2 separate regions of the Homo sapiens genome follow, and region 1 is linked to region 2. The links are chromatin loops, found by intact Hi-C in ENCODE. Cell type or tissue: dorsolateral prefrontal cortex. All regions are shown on one strand. Links, peaks and the distances in the headings refer to the core of each region. The heading gives the core; the rest is flanking DNA.

The links. Hi-C counts contacts between places; a loop is a spot of excess contacts. Peaks named below come from ENCODE experiments on the same cell type or tissue, not always from the same donor. Only the 100,000 strongest peaks of a DNase experiment are listed, where the experiment ranks them.
Region 1: a loop joins it to region 2, with 8 times the contacts of the local background. A loop is called at or near these places in 7 of 110 quality-filtered maps.

The regions. Positions count from the first base shown.
Region 1 is chr11:40,288,605-40,299,209 of GRCh38, forward strand. The region is part of intron 4 of LRRC4C (leucine rich repeat containing 4C); the gene reads right to left. Among named protein-coding and RNA genes, the nearest start is that of LRRC4C, 1.2 Mb to the right of the region's middle. In dorsolateral prefrontal cortex, for the core only: a CTCF peak has its summit at 5,661 (motif pointing left); DNase peaks (open chromatin) are centred at 3,323, 4,841, 5,227, 5,657 and 2 weaker places; H3K4me3 peaks cover 2,691 bases; H3K27ac peaks cover 2,728 bases.
Region 2 is chr11:40,181,680-40,192,284 of GRCh38, forward strand. All of the region lies in intron 5 of LRRC4C (leucine rich repeat containing 4C), which reads right to left. Among named protein-coding and RNA genes, the nearest start is that of LRRC4C, 1.3 Mb to the right of the region's middle. In dorsolateral prefrontal cortex, for the core only: no CTCF peak of the experiment used is centred there; DNase peaks (open chromatin) are centred at 4,902 and 5,352; H3K4me3 peaks cover 1,602 bases; H3K27ac peaks cover 5,000 bases.

The DNA.
Region 1 (10,605 bases), core at 3,115-8,114, 110 kb after region 2:
AGAAAACCACTGGTGTGGGAAGATTTGCACGTGTAAACAATGACGTGTGTGTCTGCATTAAATCTTCCTCATTCTATATATTCTAATGAGTCTTTAGCCTATAACAAAGTAAAGATTTTGTTTAATGAACACAGCATTCATTTTGACTAGAATTGTGAATCCAAATTGTGGTTTTGGAGGGCTTAATATTAGTAATGGAATTTTATACCATATAATTTAAATTATGTAACTGCATAGACATTTGCCTTTATTTTGTACATCCAGGTCCAGACTATGTAATATGTGGCTAAAATGACACACTTAAAATACCAGAAATCTCTTATTCAACTTTTAGACCAAAAACACACACAGCACATTAATTGCATTATTTCCCTGTAAAATTTCATTTAAATATTATTTTTGCTGAGATTTATTTTTCTATACTCTTAGAAGAAAGTCATAATGCACAGTTTCTAGTATGAGGCAGCACTTTATATCTAAAATAATATATTGAGCCAATCTGTCCTGATAAGACCTCAAATGAGGATCCTGGCAACCACTGTAAGGTCAGTTGCACACTCCCTATTTTACATGTATTGGTGCTCGAACTGTTAAAGTGCTTAGCCAGATTGTTATTCATTCTCAGGAAATTAATACACGTTAATCCAAGTATAACCATAACAAACAGCCATCCTTAGAGGGCCTATTATGCTTGCAGCTTTGCATAACACTCCTTTTAAGTCATAAAACAATTCAAAAATTACATATTATAATTCCCACCTCATAGACTAGACAATTGAGAGCCAGGGAAATTAAAAGTATTGTTCAAAGGGCACAGCTACTACATTTGAGGAAGAAGATATTTGAAAACGTAACTTTAAAACTTGTAAAACCCAGTAGCTTTCTGGGCATAGGGTCCTCGGCAGATTCTGGTGGACAACTGCTTACTCACAAATGTCTTTCAGTGGGCACCAACCTGGGCCCTGACACCCACTGATGAAGTAAGTTTCCAGCTCTGTCATGGCCCTAATTCTTTGAAAAGTACATGAACAAATGCAGTGCTTCTTAACCAATCAGTTTAAAACAAATCAGTACTTAACCAAAATGCAGGGCCAACTCTGACTACTAAACCAAAGGTGTTAACCCCCAGGTGGGCCATAGGTTCCTAACAGTAGAGTTGCTGAAATGATTTGCCAGTATGAAAGATGATGACACCTTAGATGCCCCATTAACTCCAGATTTGCAAATGTTTAAGTGGAGGGGATGGGAGGACACATTTCAGACCAAAATTTTAAACAGATTCTCTCTCTTCACTTCTTTCCCTTTCTCTCTCTTAGGAAAGTTGCATGTATACATTAAGTGTGGAGGGCACAGGGAGGAGGTGACACTATCAAGGAGAGGAATGTGCTTTCAGACCTAATTAGAGCAGCACTGAAGAAATTTTGATGTCAACAAAAGATATATATATATATGTAGAAAATAAAATCTCCTCCAATTGGCAGACCCAACCTAGTTTCAAGGCTGGGGTTCCCATGTGAAGCCAGGAACTCAACTATAAAGTGAAAAAGCATCAAGTACATGTTTTTCCTCTTACTTTCTTTGTCATTGTGCTAAATTCCAGCTGAGCAGGAACTTAATATAACTTGAGTCATTCCATGTCTACAAATGCTGACTTAACTGTGGTAACGTAAAACAAAGCAAATAAGCAAACGAATGCAAAAAAAGTGCAGAGAACTATGAAAATATATGCACAAGCCTATGGGGATTTCAGGGAATAAAACCATCTTGCACAATTATTTTCATAGGTTGGTAAATTTATTGCCTGATCTGTGTTCCAACAGGAAACATGTGCCCAGAAAAATAAATTAGAGAAGTGCTCAGCTGTAGGCTAGTTTAGTTAAGGAGTAATGAAAAGGATAAGAATAGATGATGTGAGTGTAAGAACAGGCTCAGATGCTTTCAGCTGTGTGTTTCTGGTTTATATTATCACCTCTCTAATATAAATCTAACTCTACAGTTCTTTAATGACTCTCTGGGGACCACCACTCACAGGATTAAACACTAAGAAGGGACCCAGGAGAGTGCTGCCTTTCATCTCCTTTGGGATATGTCAGAGTTGTCGATCTTATTTTTTTTTAAATGGTATTCAAGCCAAGGTTACCTAAACTATGCTATAGAAAGGAAAAGAGGAAAGGAAGAGGGAGAGAGGGAGGAAGGGAAGAGAGAAAATGAATGTTGGAGTTTGTAACCCTGGAGGTCTAAACTGGCAGAAGTTTTATTTCAAGCTCTCAGGACCAATGTGCCTTCCTTTGACCCTTACTCATAAAACGGCATCCAAAATACAGGAGTAGCCAGGCTATGTATACCTGTCCAGTTTGGATCCCAAACTGACTTTTGCCTGGCGTTCTGAGGCTTGTGTGAGTCACCTGTCTCATGCTGTTTGGCCATTAATGAAAGAGTTATAGCTTCTCTAGGCCTCAGTTTCCTTTTTTTATTGACTTGAGATCTCTGGAGAGTCTTCTGGCTCGAAAGTTATATGAGTCTATGATTCTGATAGAAGGCCCCAGAGAGGAATAGCGAAGGGGGAAGGGGAAAAGTTCTGTAAAAAAGGCCAGCTCCATGACTTTGGCAGCTATAGGGGAGGAGGGAAGGTGATCCTACAGGCGCTCAGACTTTCTAAGCATTTTCCACCTTCTGCTTTATTTTTTATATTGGCCTCTTTTTCCAAGACAAAGCTGGCACATGAGAAGTATTAGTGCTCAACACAACCTCTTCTTCAGCTGCTTTTTCTAAGTTACCACAGGACACTAGATTTCTTTCTTTTTCTGAGGAGCTGTGAACTGGTGATGTTGGAAAGGTTTCTGGCAAAACCCAAGCCACTGCTCTACAGTCTATACACAGCCTCTCTGTAATCCAAAGAAGTCCTCAGTTAGAAGGGGGTGGAGTTGGAGAGAAGTAGGTCCTCCTTGTTTCATTTTTAGCACTGGTGTGAACCCGGGTAATCTGAAGACCACATCTGGGCATATGTATGCAAGAGTGATTGTGGAAAGTACAGCCACTTCTCTCCACCAGCTTCCTTGCCCAAAAACCCACCCTTTCTCCCTCCACCCACGCACCAGCCAGAAGCCACCCTTCATCGCCTTGGTTTATTGTCATATTTTTGTGTTAATACATTCTGTTGATCTGCAATGTCAGGTTGGATAATGAAATTTAAATTGAGTCCCTTCGATTTCCAATAGCGAAACATTTGTGCATCTAACTCCGGGGCTGACAAACAACTTAAATGCATTCTGGAGTGTCAGTCACACAGCACTGGCACCCGACACTGCAGCGGCTTTCTTGGGGAGCTTTTTTTTTTTTTCCTGGTGAACATTTGCAAAGGCGTCTGCCCAGGATGCAGTCAACCTGCATCCTTATAGCAAACTGGCTTATCAGAGAGCAGAGACTGATGAAGCAAATGCGTGGGCCACCCATTCCCTTATTTTCTGGCCCCCAATAGCCAGTTCTTTAAAAAAAAACACCAAAGGGGGAGAGAGGATAAAGAGACCAAGAACACCAAATTAACTGACATTTTCTTCACCAATAAATAAGAAAATAAGGGTCACTCACTGTATTTCAGACTGATCACAGCAACATCCAGATGGAAATCCAGGTGGTTAAGAACAAGAGAAAACGCATGATCTTGATACCAAAAGGAATAAAAATTAAAAAAAAAGGAGGTTGATGAAGAAAAATCCAACTGCAATTATCCGTCAATTTTAGTCAACATAGGCACAAATCCAACTGTGCTCTGCTGGTTTCTCTCCCCCAATCAATGCCTCAATCTGCCGCGGTCAACTTTTCTTCTCTGAAATTTCTTTGCAGATGTATTATTAATTTCCTCTCCTCTTGTGGGAAATTCAAAAAGAAAAGAAAACACCACCACACCAGTTCTTTACTTTACTAAAAAAGCCCCAAACTTTTCATTCCAAAAATATCTCCTTGGCTCACTTTCTCCTTTATAGAGAAAAATGAACATACTTTTTTCTTTGTGAATCCTCGGTTCTTCATTTCCAATCATCCTTTTTTTTGGGGGGGGGGAGGGGAACAGCTGCTTTAAGATTATTTATTTATGTCAGAACACACCAACCCCCGCGGGTCTAACTCTGGTTTATTTCATTCTTGAATGCTCCCTGTGTGCACATATACACATTTGTGTTAAGATCCAGGGCTCACAAGAAAAAGCTTCGTTCTTCCTTCTCTCTTGCACAATCAGTTTATCCATTGCGTTCGGTTCCAGGAGAAAGCTGCGTCCTGCATCCTTCATTTTTGCAAGGCACCCAACAGCCACCACCACCAAAAAAAAAAGTCTCCTTTTACATGGTCAATTCCTCTCCCCAGCCTCCCCTTCGAAGAATTTGGGGAGCAACTTCCCCCCCACTCTCCATCCTTCCGGCCGGCCCCTTCGCCAAAGATCTGATTAGATTTCTCATCACAACCCAGTGCGCAATTGAATTTTTGATTTCAGCCACCCGGCCAGCCACCTTCCCCTCTCCCCTCCAAACTCCGGTTATATCCTGTCTCCTTCCCTCCACCGCCTCTGCAATTTCATAATCTCACGTTAAATGGAGTGCGGGGGGCGGGGGCGGGGGCGGGGGCGGAGGTAGTGGAGGAAAATTTCAAGGCTCCGTCAGCTGTCAAGAAGAAACCCATTCCTCCCCCCGCTACTTTTTTTTTTTCTTTTTAAGGCTCGGGGTGCCTTTCCTTCCTCTGTCCCCGCCCCCACCCCCAGCACCCGGTCCAGATCCTCCAGGTGTTGCAGAACTCCGCGGTCGGGGCCGGGATCACGGGGGAGACGCAGGATGCGGTCCCTCGCCGGTGGCCCCTGCCAGCCCCCGGGTCCCCTTCTCCTCCATCAGCCGGTAGTGGCTCCGGGAGCGCCGAGGTGATGGAAGTTGAGACTGGGGCTTTTATTTCAAATGGGGAGGGCGAAGTGAGGGGACAGACAGGGTGGTAGGCAAATTAAAAAAAACACACACGAAAAAAGAAAGAAAAAAAGAAAAAGAAGAAAAAAAGAAAAAGGAAGAAAACGGGTAAAAAAAAAATTCCCTAATCGCTGGCTCTTCTCATCCTTCTCAAATGCAACTGCAGCTTTGATCTCATTTCCAGCTGCGTTGGGTACATTTTGGAGCCACAAGTTGGTTCCCGTTGGCGCAGACCTTCCCGATGTCTGCTAGTCCTCTGCGAGGAGACGCGTTCTCGGGAGCGCAGCTGCTCCGCGCCGCCCTTAGCGCCATCGCCCTGGCTCACGGCTCCCTGCGCGGCAGAAACCCCAGTCCCCTTCCATCCACTTCGGTTTGAACTCTCTTCCTCCCCCTCCCTCTGCTCTCTCCCCTCTTTTTCTCCCAAATAAATGCTCTCCCAGCACCGGCGGCAGCTCTTGCCAGCCCAGGCTTTCTCTCGACCAATGCCACGTCCTGACGCTTAGGGTCCTAGCTTCCAAAAGCTCCTTTCGGACTGCAGTCGCCTTCCCTCCTCTGCCCCTCTTTCTTTCCCCTTTTCCTTTCCCTTTCTCTGCTTGTGATCAGTAAAATACAATTACCCAATTACCTCCCATCATCTTAGCACTGATTGGTCAATTGCATTAACACTTGAAGTCAGGGAAGAGGGGATTGGAGCTTCAGAGATGTGGCTCTGCTGCCACCTGGAGGGCAGAGCCAGAACAGCTGAGTCTAAAAGCAACCCCCACGCTGGGAGGTTCAGGCTGTGTGGGAGAAGTCAGTTTTTTCAAAAAGCTTGCCTGTTTTCATCCAGAAATCCAGGAGTTTTGAGCTACAAAGAGGAAGACATTAAAATCAAATCACCACTAAGATTCAAAATTATCACCAAACACACAAAGCTGTTGCTTTCAGGTTGCAGGTTAAGAGCCTCTCCCAGTCAAGCACACTGGTCCCAAGCTGAGGATTAACACAGTACTATTGCTTAGCCGGGCGCGGTGTCTCACGCCTGTAATCCCAGCCCTTTGGGAGGCCAAGGTGGGCGGATCATGAGGTCAGGAGATCGAGACCAACCTGCCCAACATTGTGAAACCCCGTCCCTACTAAAAATACAAAAATTAGCCGGGAGCGATGGCGCGCGTCTGTAATCCCAGCTACTCGGGAGACTGAGGCAGGATAATTGCTTGAACCCGGGAGACGGAGGTTGCAGTGAGCCGAGATTGGGCCATTGCACTCCAGCCTGGGAGACAAGAGCAAGACTCCGTCTCAAATAAATAATAAAAATAAATAAATAAAAAAAAAGAATAGGCTCATCAGAAAGAATCCAGAGTAGCTTAAAAGCTACTCGGGAGGGAGGCTGCGGTCGAGCAGGATAATCTTACCAGGAGGAAGCAACTGTAAAGGCGAGATAGTAGCCTTCAGCCTATGCAGTGTTGCAGTAAATTGGCCTGTTCAGTTTGTACAAGACATCCAGGACAGCTTGACAACTCAATTCCAACATCCCCTGCTCCAGGATGTGGACTTTTCCATTAACTCGTGTTAGAGAAATAGTTGGCACATTTCAAATTCACTGGGTCTCCTTAGAGGGACTGGGCCAACAAAATAATGCTATTAATATTATGTTTACATTGGTTTCTTTCTCCAATGTATAATTTTCATAAGGCCCTTTCAGTTAATCTATGGGCATTCACTTTATGTCATTTATGTATGTAACCTTGAGATAGGAATCAATAAAATTAGGAATGATAATTTAAACAGTACTATATATATATATATGGAATAGATTAAATAAATGTTCCTCTGTTTTGTATGCCCTAAGTGATGATCTTTGCACTGATTTTCTTTATTTTTGAGAGAACAGAATATGTACTTGGTTTAAAAACAGTTTTAAAGAAAGTGAGTAAATCATAACGGAAGGTAGCATCAAACAGAAAGGAGAAAAGATTTATTAAGAGAACATCAGAGACATATCTAAGTTTATACAAAATGCTATTTTTTTCCTCTTCTGTTCCCATTATACTCCACGGTATTTCCTTGTTTGAGTTAAAAAAATTTCATCTGTAATGTTCTTTGCATACTGAGAGCATGCTGTAACGTGCATCTCAGATGTCAGTACATGCAAGAGGAAAGACTTTTCCTTACACATGGATTGTGATTTATTGTAATTTCCCCATCTTTTTGGAGAGCTTTGATGTTATGAATTACATGAAAATGTGAATTTCTCGAGGGTTAATGGCATTGCTTCTATTTTTAAGTGAATGCTGTATTGATTGATTCAAAACACTAGTGGGCAGTTGACTTTAATTTGTGTTTTGAAGCTCTTACCCTTATATGCTAATTATAGTTTATCCACTAATAAACGATTAAAAAGTACATTCACTAGCTGCACTAGATAGCTTCAAAGGAGTCTATCCTCTGATTCTGAAGTAAGCTAGAAGCCATTTGAAATGAAAATTTTCTTTTTAGGGATTTTGACAGCAAAGGAAGGCCAATGATTTGTTTTTTTCAGAGCTGATTATTAGCTCTCTACCAGACATCTTTAATACTATCAGAATGAATTAATCTATTAGGCAAAGCAGCAGGGACAGGTAAGTGCTATTTGGCCAAAATGGAAAAAGGAACAGCTTCTCTTTCCTGTTAACCTTCCCCTTCAGCAGCTACAGTATCTTTACCCACATCATTGACTCATTCACACTATATGACCTTGAATTCGTCACATGGCTTTCATTTTTAGATTTAGATTGAACCAGTCATTATTGAGCATCCATATGGCATGGTTTTTTGTTACACTTTTCTCATATATATCACCTTATTTAGTACTCAAAACAACACCCTGAGAGATTTTGAAGATGGAAAAAATGAAGCTTAAAATCACAAACTTGGTAAATGACACAGCCAAAATTTGAACCCAGATCTACTCAATGCCAGTTCTTCCAGTTTTGCGATAACATTAAGGTTTTGGTAACATGGGGAACAGCTGTATATCAATTATCAGCATGCAGGCTGTCATTTTCTGCCCTGAATGCCAGGCATGAATTTGTAACCCTTTCAGAGGATGGCAATACCACATTTGTCACTGAATGACCTCACCCAAAAAGAATTGGAATAAGTAGTAAACAAGCTAACTGTCATGAAAGTACACATGCAAACCAAATTGTTGCTGAAAAAAAACATAATTATAGATATTTATGCAGTAGAGGTTGCCAGGTACTATTAACAATGACAGAGTATGTGTTCAAGTAAAAATTTCTATAAAAGCTCTTTCAGAAGAAATAATATTACACCACCACCCTTCCCATTAGCCCATCTAGTTACCAAAAGCATGGAGAGGACAAAATGCTTATTGAAATGACATGACTTGGGAGAAGAGGAGGCACAGTGCTAGCATGCTAGATTTGTTCTACGGACATGCAGATTTCTACTTTTGTTCTTCTCTGATTTGTAGATGTGAGACATTAAACAAAACTGTTATCTTATTTCACTGTATGTTCGTGACTATAGCTGGTGTAATCATTAGCAAACAGCAGGGGACAGCATCTTGTAATCAGAAATACAAAATAGCAAATAGAACAAATTCAGTAACTTTGCTTAAAAATAAAAAAGTGAATGTGTCTATTGTGTTTATTAATTGGATTTAACAAGCTGTAGGCAACTCTATTGAAGCACAATACATACTTAAAGTTTGTGTCTTTATGCTGTGTTATAAATCCTGGAAATAAATATTCTCTTTTCACTTCCAATAGTATTACATAGGGACCAGAATATCCTCCGGGATAATCGTATCAAGCTTGCCTGTATAGTCACACGTAATGACATGTGAATTAATTTCATTAAAACAACTTATTTTTTCAAAACTACTTTGAATTTAAAATTCAATACTCAGCAGGAGTTTACTAAACATGTTACATTAGATAATATTCTATAGATATTGTATTTTGGAACTAGATGATATCCTAATAATCCTCTATTCTTTATTTCTTGAAATATAGATAAAAGGTCCTAAAGTCCTAAATACTGATGTGCAAATTTCTGCTTTTTTTTCAAGGTCCCCCGCCGACCCATGATGGCTACTCCTCCACTCAGCCCTCATCCCATATAGTCTTATTTTTTGTTCTCTCATACTTTTTAACATTTGTTTTAATAACTAGCATTTAATGAAAGCTTGCGAGTGCCAAGCCTGTCTCTATGTATGTTACAGATTTCAACTCATGTAATCCTTCCAACAATCTTATGAAGTAGGTGCCATTGATGAAATTGGACTTGAGGTTAAATAAGGGAACCTAGCTAGGAAGTGATAGAGGCAAGATTGTAACTCAGGTTATTTCATCTCAGAGGTTGTGGTTATAATACATATTTCCTACTATTACTTATTGTGATGGATAGAAATGATTTGCTCATGTCTATGTCCCCCCCAACCTCCAAACCATAATTGATTTCACAAGAGCATTGTCTGTATTTCTAATGCTTTGTACACCGTTGAGTGAATAAACGTCTAAGATAATGCTCTTAGGAAATGGAAAGACCTACATTTTTTGGTCTCTTACCGACTATTCTTTTCACTGTGGTGCACAAAATTGTAAAAAGATGAGATACTTGTCATAATTATTAAAATAGAAAAGCTAAGAGAAGATGCCACCAAATAAGATGATTTCAGCAATGAAGTATAACTTTTGAATCAGTTAGCAATGAGTGCATAATAAACCATTTGAAATCTTAATAGCTGAAAACAACAATCATTTATTATTTCTCATGACTCTAAAGGCTGGTCAGAAATTGGTTAAGTGGCTCTTTTTGATCTTTTTGATCTAGTGGCTGAGTTAACTGCTTGCTGATCTAGAATGGTCTCAGCTATAGTCACTGGTGCAACTGGGCTCCACCCCACATGCATCTCTCTCTCTCTTCTTCAGCTTGGACCAAGCATATTTCTTGGCAATGGCAGAAATCCAATAGAGCAAGCAGAAGATCATGAGTACCTTTTCAGGCTTCTGTGTGAATAGTATCAGCTAACTTCCCACTGGCCAAAGAAAATCACTTAGTTGAGCCCATTGTCAGGGAATAGGGCAGGTCATTCCACCTTCAAGGGGAAGTGTATTAGTCTGTTTTCACATTGCTATAAAGATATACCCAAGACAGGCTAATTTATAAAGAAAATAGGTTTAATTGACTCACAGTTCCACATGGCTGGGGAGGCCTCAGGAAACTTACAATTATGGCAGAAGGGGAAGAAGCATGTCTTACATGGTGGCAGGTGGCAGAAAGCTAGCAAGAGCAGGGAAAACTGTCTTACAAAATCAGCAGATCTCCTGAGAACTCATTCACTATTTTGAAAAGAGCATGGGGGGAAATGCTCCCATGATGCAATCACCTCCCATGAGGTCCCTCCCCCAACACATGGCAATTACAATTTGGATTACAATTCAAGATGAGATTTGGGTGGGGATGCAGAGCCAGACCATATCAGGAGGTTACTGCAAAGTTGTATAAAACGAAAGCAAGTGGAGAATCAGAGTGATCATTGCAATCAACTACAACTTCTCTCCCTTATGAATAACAAAGGTCCTTAGTGATTACTGGGGTTTGCTGGAAAGAAAATGTCCACATTAGTGACCATCTAATCAGTCACTTATTTAAACATATGCATAATGATCCT
Region 2 (10,605 bases), core at 2,574-7,573:
TAATTGAATAGTTAGCAAATCCATTTCTGGTCCATTCTTACCCAACCATGAGGAGAGAGCTTAATAGGGAGTTAGATGAGAAAGCCAGGGTGGCACTTAAATGAACAATAGAAAAGAGAGACAAGGGAAATGAAGCTTTGCCCATCAGGGCCAGAGCTGGTCACCCAAGCACAGCTTACCCCGGGACTCAGAGTCTGCTCTTCCCTTTGGGTGGCCTCCTATGGCCAATCCCCTTCCCTCTCACATCTCCAAGTGGTGGACACAAAATGAGAGTGATTCAAATATTTATTAATGTGAGGAAATGTAATTATCAGGAAATTTCATTCCTTGATGCTCTCCCTCTCTCTCTTATTAAGAAAGCTAACTGATTCAGAATGAGGTAAACCCAAATGTTCAAATGTATTTCTGCCTATTAATTTGAAAGCACTTAAAATATACTTTGTAAAGTAATAAGTAAAAAGTATTAATAACAACAATAATAATTAAAGTTTATTAAACACTTTCTGCTAAGCACATTACATGCCCAGTCTTATTTAATTTTATCCTTATAACACTATTATGAGATGTGTATTACATCCACCTTCCCTCACTGTGTCTTTCTCTCCTCCCCACTGCCTCAACCATCCTGGCCTAAACTCCCAGATATAAACCTCACATACCACCCTTGCTTAGCACCAAAGGAAACAAACAAGTATAACTTCTGGATTCTTCAGGGTACACATAAACATAAAAAAAGAGTTACTGTATAAAATTTCTGCATCTCTTTATTATCTCAGCATAAGGCTTAGTGCCTTACTTAATTATTTTATGAACTAAATGCCACAGAATAAGTAATTTTCCAAAAACTTCTTATTTTAGAATTGTATGCAGCTCCCAAAAAGTATAAAAATAATTCTAATTGCATGCTAAATGTTCAACGGCAATATTTAAAGAAAAAAGATACACAGCCACATTTACAATATGATACAGATACAGAAATGCACACATGAATACACACAAAAACCTACAAATACACAATTCTCACAATGAAAACATCCCAAATGTCAAATGCATGGAGCTCTAGGTTGACAGGTAATTTGTTCATTTATGTGTTTTTCAGCTTTATCTGTCTTTGTATTTTCAGTTTCCTCCAATTGTATTTGTAGCAAACATATACTGAACTCTTATCATGCATTATTTTAAGATCATTACACGTGTTAACTAATTTAGTTTTCATAATAACGGGAAGAGTTAAGTACTATTATCACTCTCATTTTATGGTTTAAAAAAATGGGGCATAGTGAGGTTAGGAAGCTTGCTAAGCTAGTAGATGGCACAGCAGATATGTGAATCCAGCTGGTTTGGCTTCATTACCTGAGCTATTAACCACTACATATGCTACTGCCTATAAGAATGTAGCTTTATAATTACCAAAAAATAAAGAGATTTTTTAAAAAAATGTACCTTGCAAATTTGGTAACATCCAGGAAAATGTAAGAATGCACATACTGTAGTGAGGGAAGAATGAATTTAATCAAGGCATTTTTTTTTCTCTTTAAAAGTCATCCATTCATTCGATTGCAATGGCTATCAGATAAGCTTCGGGCCACTGAAAGGCAAATTGGACATTAATTTCTTTCATTTGAGTGCTTTTTCCTTTGCAACTACCAATAATGAAATTACCACAGAGTCCCTGTTTGGGGGAAAAAATAACTCAAACGTTTGTTGTTGTTTTCTTTTTTCACATCTCTAGAAACAGACCAAATAGCTGAGCTTACAGATTGCAATGCTCTTCCTGTAACAGTCACCTCACAGAACCTGCTGCCAAAGAGGTGAGAAGACTAGAATCAATCATCAGGAGGCTGACCACTGTTCCGGTGTGTTCTTTCAAGACTTTCAGTTCTACATTGCAGTTTATGGACTGGAAAGTGGCTTCTATAACATGATCAAGCTAGGATAATGATCTCATTATAAAACCAATCAGAAACTCTGTGCAGCTTTTTTTGTTCATTGAAAAGGTTGAGCTAACAAGAGGAAAAAGAAACATGCTGTTTGAAGTGCTTGCATTTTGAAAACGTGAATCTCAGTAAAGGCCAACTTTACATGGTATACCTCCTCAGTCCTTACCCTCTGCCTTACTATCCCTAGCCTGGGGCTAGATCTTAGGCCTTGTGGTTATGCTAGAGGTTGGCTAGTACTCTAAAGGGAGGCTGAATTGAGGATATTAGCAGTACAAGTCAAGGTCCTTGAGAGGGGTCAAGAGTTGAGTGTCAGAGGGTCCTGAAAAAGACAATAATATAAATCATTAACAGAAGACAGAGCTTAGAGTTAAGAATAGAACTGAAACTGAATCACAGCTAGAGCACATCAGTAAAAAGTAAGGAGAAGCAGCAGCAAAAATCAGATGTTAAGCTGGTTGCTTAGCTATGTTTGTGCTATTTGAGTGACGGTACATCTCAATTTCCCTGGGACAGTTCTGGTTTATGACTGTTGTCCACTCAAAGGTGTTCTGAATTGAAAGAGGAATTACATGGGCACAGCAGAAATTGCTGATATGTGTATGTAGAGTATTCAAATTGGCTCATGGGATCAAGAGGGAAGCTGAAGCCCATGTTAGTGGAAATGACTGAGGGGATCTTTAGGAAGAATAATATTAAATATTGAGATTTCAAATAAGTCTCCTTCTAATACAGGGGGCCAGTAAAATCCTTACCACAAATTGTCTCTTTTGAGCGGATTAGAGGGATGAAAATAGAATAAAAAAGGGTTTGTGGTCAATATTTGGATTGATAATAGAAGAAAACAAGGGAATAATCACAGAGAAACCAGGCAAGAATAAGGAAATACCAACAAGTTAGAAATATGGAGCCAGGAGACTTGTAGAAATGAAAACTTCACAAGCATCTGTGGCAGTCTTGGGGAGGTCATTGAATTTCTAACAGTACTCCGAGTGGCGAAGTCTATGAAATCAAATCTCAGTGTTAAGAAAGAAGTCAATCTCGGCTGCTGTCAGAATTTCACTAAAAAATCCACATGCGTCACTTACACCCATTTCTTCACTATCTCGAAAGAAGAGAGGTGAGAATGGCAGATAACTGCATCTCTGGAGGGAGGGAATGCAATCTCACACCCAAGAATCTTGAATTAGAATAAAGAGACTGTCCACCTTCTTTTTAAGAAAGAGTCAATTATCCCCATTTTCCACCTCTTAGGACAGCTTGTGCTCACAGGCTGCCTCCTTTCTGCTGCGCTTCCTGCTACAAATCCCTATTTATCCCAGGAGAGATTGTTTCACACGATAACATTTAAATAAGGTGTGCAAAGTGAGTTTTAAACAAGTTTCATGACAGGTGTAAAACCTTACAAGGGAAACCATCAGTAAGAATCTGTTATCAGCTAACACCTTGGTTGACAGCCAGCTGAGTACAGCAATGGGACACAGTGTGAACACTTTTAGGAGGGGCAGAGTGATATGTTGAAATGGTTAAGCTAACTGCACTTAGCTTTTGGGATGTTTCCATTTTACCTATTGTGTATATACATGTGCTTGTGTGTATTCATTTATAATAACTCTTCTTCAACATCACCCTTTTCTCAAGCAAGCATGGGCCACCTTGACCGTACCTACCCCAAAGACAGAATTACAGGGCTGAAAACCAGGATTTTCAGCCTCCAGGGCTTAATAGAAATTGTAGGCAGCTGTCAACAAGCCTTGATTCAAGAGCCCAAGAAACTCCTCCATTACCACCCCACCCCCAACCACAACCTTTCCCATACAGGGACTGACGCTGCACCATTTGGCCCTTCCTAACATGCTACTATCTCTAGGAGGAGTTGCCACTTATAATTTAGTTAGGCATCTGAAAAGGTGTAATGAAGGAAATTTAGTGAGAAGCATGAGAAGCATGAGAATGGGAACTAAGCTTTGTCAAGCGCCTCCAAAGTGCCAGGCACTGTGCTAGAATTTTTAAATATTTTATATTAAAATAATCATCAATATGTGGCCTATAGTTTCTATAATCCCCATTTTTCAGACAAAGAAAGAGCACGAGAGGGGTGAAGAAACTTGCTCAAGGTAACATAGTTATAAAGTAATGGAGATTAAGTTGGATACCTGAGGTCTTGCATGAGGATGGGAGGAGGAACAGCAGGAGAAGCACTGAGTCCCTGGACGTCTCAGAAAGATGCAACGTCCAGGACCCTGGAATGTTCTTCCCCTGTCCCTCCCCCTTCCCGTGGTTGCTCATTGTCTTCTTTCAGTTCCTTATTGTCCTCACAGGAGCCTTCTCCATCCTCCCAATGCCAAGCAGTATCACTTTCCCCTGTTGTCTCCAATTACCATAGAATCCAATTTACCTCTCCTTAGTACTTCCTGCAATCTGTATTTTGCTTGCTTATTTGTTTATAAGAGAGCTTCTAGGAAGACGGCACCTTGATTGTTTCTTGTTCACTATTCTAGACTCTGGTTCTACCTACAGGAGATGCTCAGCAATAATCTATTGAGTGATTTAATGGGGGAATGAATACATGAATAAATAAACTATCAAAGGCACAAAACAGGGAGTCTACAATGTGGTAGGACTGACTTACCCTGTATCATAATTTTAGTTAATGCTTTTCCCATTTTTCTGAGTGTCTGGGAATTTCTCCTGACTCTCCTGTCTCCCAAATTTAAGCTTTTTATTTTTCCCAGCAAGGATGCCAGGAAGAAGACCGAGACAGATACCCTGGATGGGCAAAAAATAGGACATGACTAAGATGTTCTTCATTCCTCCTCCTCTCTCCTTCCCAGACCAAATCTCTCTGAATTGGATATTGTTGGGGCTGTGAAAAACAAAGCACAAAGCTTTTTCTTACAGTCTCTAGTGCAGCTGGAGGGCTTAGAAACTGGAAAGCCTGTTCTGCATGGTCACACGGATGTATGACGCCTAGTCTATGAGTCTACATCACCTTTATGTCTTCCTCTTCAAAGCCATAGATTACGCAATCTTTGCTCGGCCAGTAGCACAATGACACTAGGCTGTCGGGCTCAGCATAAGTTTACACTAGATCTCTTCGAGTCTGCACAATAAAAGCACATCACTGCCAGGGGAAGGTAGGCTTCCTGAAAGCCTGCCTCTCTCTGACATTTCTGCAGTTACCGGCTCAATAAGGAAGAGATGCTGATGGATGGATTTGGTTTCCCCCTTTAAGCAAATCCTCTCACCCCTGTGCACCCTACCACTTGATCTCTCTGTGTGGCTGGGGCCCCTCTGTCAGGAAGCATTTTGTGCAGGATGCCCTCGGTGGCTTGAGAGTGGCAGGGCTGTGCTGGGGGATGGCAGCAACTGCTGCCACTGACACATTTCAGTCAGGCCATAGCAGGCCTCTGCCAAGCAGGAGAACCAACAAAGGAGCCGCGGCGACTGCCTGGGGCTCAAATCGGATCATCTCTCCCTGCCTGGGAAAAAATAAAATAGAATAAATTTCAACCACTCAGCAGTGGGGGTGGTGGGGGAAGCCTAAGGAAGCCTGAACCCTGACTTCTCTCTTTGCTTTGATAGCTGGCTTCATGCCAAATGCAAAATTACATCTGAACTCTTAACACTGCTCGGGAGCAGCAGAGGCACACTCAGCTGAAGATGAGAATACTTCAAGGTGAAATGCCTTTCGGGAGAAAATTTTCTTTCTTTTTTTTTTTTTTGAGCTGCTGAATCAGTGTTTTTCATAAAAATTTTGGATTGCTGCATTTCTATTGGCTTTGCTCTGTGTGTAAATGTTTGGATTGACAGCTCTCAGAAGGCCTGTTGCAATTCCTTATCAGATAGGGAAAATGGGAACGCTGTCTACCTCCCCTTCTCTGCCCACAGAGGTGCCTCTGATCTTCTCTTGAAAAGGAGCAGCCCAGTTTCAAGCACCACACGATATTGGCACCACTGAGAAAGACCCTGAAGATTAACCAGCCCAGCCATCTGTGGTATACACGCAAGGGCAAAGAGAAGGAAAGGGACTCTGGCAAGTTAGATGTTCTGATCATTTTTCAACTTCCTTTGCCCTCCCAGCAATACACTGCCTCCTTTCTGGAGTAAAATCAGTTCCTCCATCACTAGGTTGGGTAGAGGATTCCAAATGACTTTCATAGATGAGGAGCTTTTACAATCAATACCCTGTAGAGAACAGATGCAACAGACACTCTCACTCCAGAAATCAGCCGTTAGAGGAGAAAAATGCATGGAAGGAGGAAAAGAGAAAGGTGTGTGGGGGTCGGGGAAAGAGAAGGAGAGAGATCCTCTGCTAGCCAGCCAGAAGTAAAAGGGGGTTAGCGGAAGGACAGAGAATATTCAGGGATATTAATTTAAGGGAATTATGTTTAAAGATCTACTGTTTAAGGCCCAGTATAAAATAACTAATTAGATGACTATTTTAAAGTGAAGAATACTGAAGGAAGATAGAAAAACTCTCACCTGAAGCATTAAGAAGACAGTTTTATCAGTAGCAAAATAATGAAGGTGAACTACCAGCCGAAATCAAATGATATTGTTTCTTCAACTGAACCTTGAATTATTTTTCTAAATGCAAAGGTCTTGGTGCCAAGAGCAAAGTGAAATTCTGACTTCCTTTTTGGTCCTACAACCTTAAATTGTGTTTGCAAAATATTTATTCTATTCATCTCTCACATTTCAGTGAATTTCCTTAAACATATGACTACAGAGGACTCATGTGAACACAATATATTTGGCATCAAGTAATGAAATTTTTAGTAAAAATCAGGATGAATGTTTGTTCACAGAGCTCCTATTATCAAAAATACAAAAAGAAATGCAAACTGTTATTATTGAGTTTAAAGGTATTTTACTGTATTGAGTTTGCATCATTTTTCTACCTTGCATGTTTCTACTCATGCATACTTTCATTGTTATCATTTTTATGGTTTCAAAAGGTTTGAACAAAAAGATTTATATCAGAGCAGGGTTTGCTCTGTTCAAAACTGGTGCAGAAGGCAGCAAGGTTCCTTTCTCATGCTCTATAAACCAGGGGGCTACTAACTCCGAATAGGGGGAAAATATTATACAAACACACACACACATGCACACACACATACATCTACATCCAATGCCAAATACAAATTATGGTCCTGATTCCTGGAAAGAGGCTTTAAAGTAGACCTTGATGACATGAAATGAAAAGGATGCAGAAACAGTTGACATAAAAGCTTTCTTTGTGCACACCTATGCAAGTCTTTGATATTCTATTGATTAATAACTTCTTTAAGGAATAAATTTTGGCATTAAATTACCTCAAACAGTCATGGAGGCTTTCATTCAATCTCTTAAGTGTTCTAGCATTAGGGAAAATTTATTATGTAATGGGCAAACACGATTGTGTGTCAACAAAACCAGTCTGTCTGCTGTTTGCCTTTTGGATCTGGGCCAGGCCTTTATTCATACGCTTGGGCTCTAAGATTTAGGTCACCCACCTGAAACTCTAATTTAACGTCATGGTCTTATTTCTTTCTGTTTCTGCTGTGATCTAGTAAATATTTTAAAAATGAGATTTCTTTGTTTCTTTTCCTTTATTTCCCCTTTTAATAGAATCTGCTAGGTTCTTTTTAATGTTTTTTAAAAGCTGTTTCTCAATCATTCTTTTTAAAATTGTTATTACAAATTGGATTTTAAACAACCTCGTTCTATAAATCCTGGTTCTTTACCTCCTAGGGTAAACCATTGTGTTGTGTTTTGGCCTTACATAGATTCCCTAGGACAAAAAAATATAACCTATTTGCTTTGGTTTTATAGTTAGGAAGACCTGGGTTCATACAGCTATTCCGTGGGCCTCAGTTTCTTCAACTGTAGAAAAGCAGCATCATGATCCCTTCTTCGAACCCTTCTATAAAAAGAAGTGAGGTGATAGAAACATAATTAGCAACGGGCTTGGCACTTCACATAGTAGCTACTTGACTTGAAGTCGATTTAAATAACAACCAGAAGAGACACTGGCTAAAAGATCAAACCATAACATAAAAAGAGATGATGAATGTAGTACTTAAGTTTTATTTTACTTAAATAAGGCCTCTATGTGATCATTCGAATATATGTGCCAATTTGAGGGCAGTTATCTTTGGAGGAGGATAAGACTCTGAGAATGAGCATGACGGAAATAGTTTTGACAAGAAAATACAACTTTTAAGGATAACATTGAGCAATGTAGGTTAACTTTTTAAACATACATGCTATCTAAAATGCACCATGTTGTCAATATTATTTATAACAACTAGCCTTTGTTCTACCTGGGAACTGCCTATAGTTACTCAATACAAACTTTTCATAATCACCCACAGAATCACAGCAAATGAGGTTTCTAAAGAGCAGACTATTATAAACAGAAACTTCATATCCAGCAACATTGAAGCAAAGCCAAAGACTCACCTGCTTTTTCTGTTAAAGTGAAAAAAAGCTGCAGTTTTCAGCAGGCTATAAAACCCCATGAGGATGGCAGAGAAGATGCAATAAGAAAATAAGAACTAAACTGAGATTTTGATGAAAATGGGAGAATCTAGAGGCGAGTGAATTTAAGAACTCTGAACCAAGCCAGGCCTTCTTTCTGCTCCATCCAAATACTTTAGATATAGAACTATAATTTGCAACATTGGCTGATCATTAGAAATCTTTTTGGGAGGTTACAGATAAAATAAAATTCTTAGGGTGCCAATGTTGGAGGTGGGGCAAAGAGAATACTGGATGGATTTTTAAAAGCTCCTCCAGAAGATTCTCAGGTTCTGCCAGACTTGGGAACCACTGGCCGAAGGACAAATTATGTCCTCATGCCATCACCAATCAAATCTACCATGCGGTTCCTCTGGCACACAGCTGCACTGCTGAATTCTAGATATGTTTTGATTGGACACAGATGCATTTAATTAGCAGTTTGTGTCATCAATTAGAACATGAACTCGAAAAGTCACCGTCTTGCTTAGATATGCTTTGAACACGAATTTTAATATGTGACAATTCCTGAAGAAATGGGGCTGGGGGGGATTTTAATGAAGTCATTAAAACATAAAATGATTTTACCTGAGGATGCAATCTAGAAAGTAAGGATTTCTTGAATAAGCAAATAGTTATACTCATGTGTCTAGCCTGAGTCAGAGAATCTGGGTGCTACAGAATAAGAAAAAAAGTGATGACAATGATAGAAAATTGGATTTTTATATCATTTTTCTCAACGCATTTTCAAAAGAACCTCCCACCTCCCACCTTCAATTTCCCTGAGGGGAAAGCTTACAGCAAAGGGAGCTTGGGATATTTGCAGATTCAAGAGGTCTTTCATTTGGTCAAAATGTGTTGATTTAGTTTTTTGATCTAGTCAGGGAAAAGGCAGCTACTATTGCTACTACTATTGAATATATTACTTGAGTACTTACTTAGCATTATGCCGAGCACCTCGCACACAACACATCAATCAACCCAGTATTTAATTTTACAAATGAGGAAACAGGAGCTCAGGAAAATGGCCCCATGTGATGGGAACCAAAATCTGAACCTAGGTTAATGTGACTCCAAGGCCAGCTGCTTGACCACCTCTCATAAACAGCACCACCAACACTAAGAATAAAAAAGACCCAGGTTTGAATGACTTCACCAAGGAATTACTTTCCTGTTTCATTTTCTCAAATTGTATTCTACTTTCAAAATACTGTAGATGTTTCACCTTCTCCAGTCCACACTCTAAGCACACATTTATCCTGCACTCTAAACATGCAAATAATATAACTTCTTTGTGCCTCAGTGTTTTTGTTTTAAAGGAAATGTGTTAAATTTCTTGCATGATTGTGGCAATTCCCATTCCTGTCATGTCCCAGCATTACTAATTGAGTGCAGTGTTCTTCCCAGGTGACTTGGATGCAGCCAAAAATCCTCACTGTAACTCATATAATTACATCTTATCAATCAGAGTTGGCATTAAGGATGAAACCCATTTGTCATTCAGAGTTTACATATTCTCTAAAGTTTTTAATAATTCTTGGTCTAAAATTCCATAACTGGCTATACGCAGAGGCTCTTGCCTGTCATCCCAGCACTTCAGGAGGCTGAGGCAGAAGGATCACCTGAGCCCAGGAGTTTAAGACCAGCCTGGGCAACATAGTGAGACCTCATCTCTACTAAAAATGAAAAATTAGCCAGCCATAGTGGCATGCACCTGTAGTCCCAGCTACTCAGGAGGCTGAGGCAAAAGAATCGCTTGAGCCCAAGAGGTCAAAGCTACAGTGATCCATGATCACCCCACTGCACTCCACCCTGGGTGACAGAGTGAGACCTTGTCTCAAATAAATAAATAAATAAAAGTCTATAATTGTTATATATATATGTGAACTAGTTCATATTTGAATATGAGTTATGATAACATTATATAGGCACTTGATGTCTAATCTGAAAGATTAGACATTGATATGATTGATCATATCAAAATATCATATCAATATTTGGCTATATTGTATTTCAAGGATAATAAAATAGTCATAAGATTTCCTTGATTCCCGGGCAAGATGGTGGAGTAGGAACAGCTCTGGTCTGCAGCTCCCAGCGAGAACAACACAGAAGGTGGGTGATTTCTGCTTTTCCAGTGAGGTACCTGGTTCATCCCACTGGG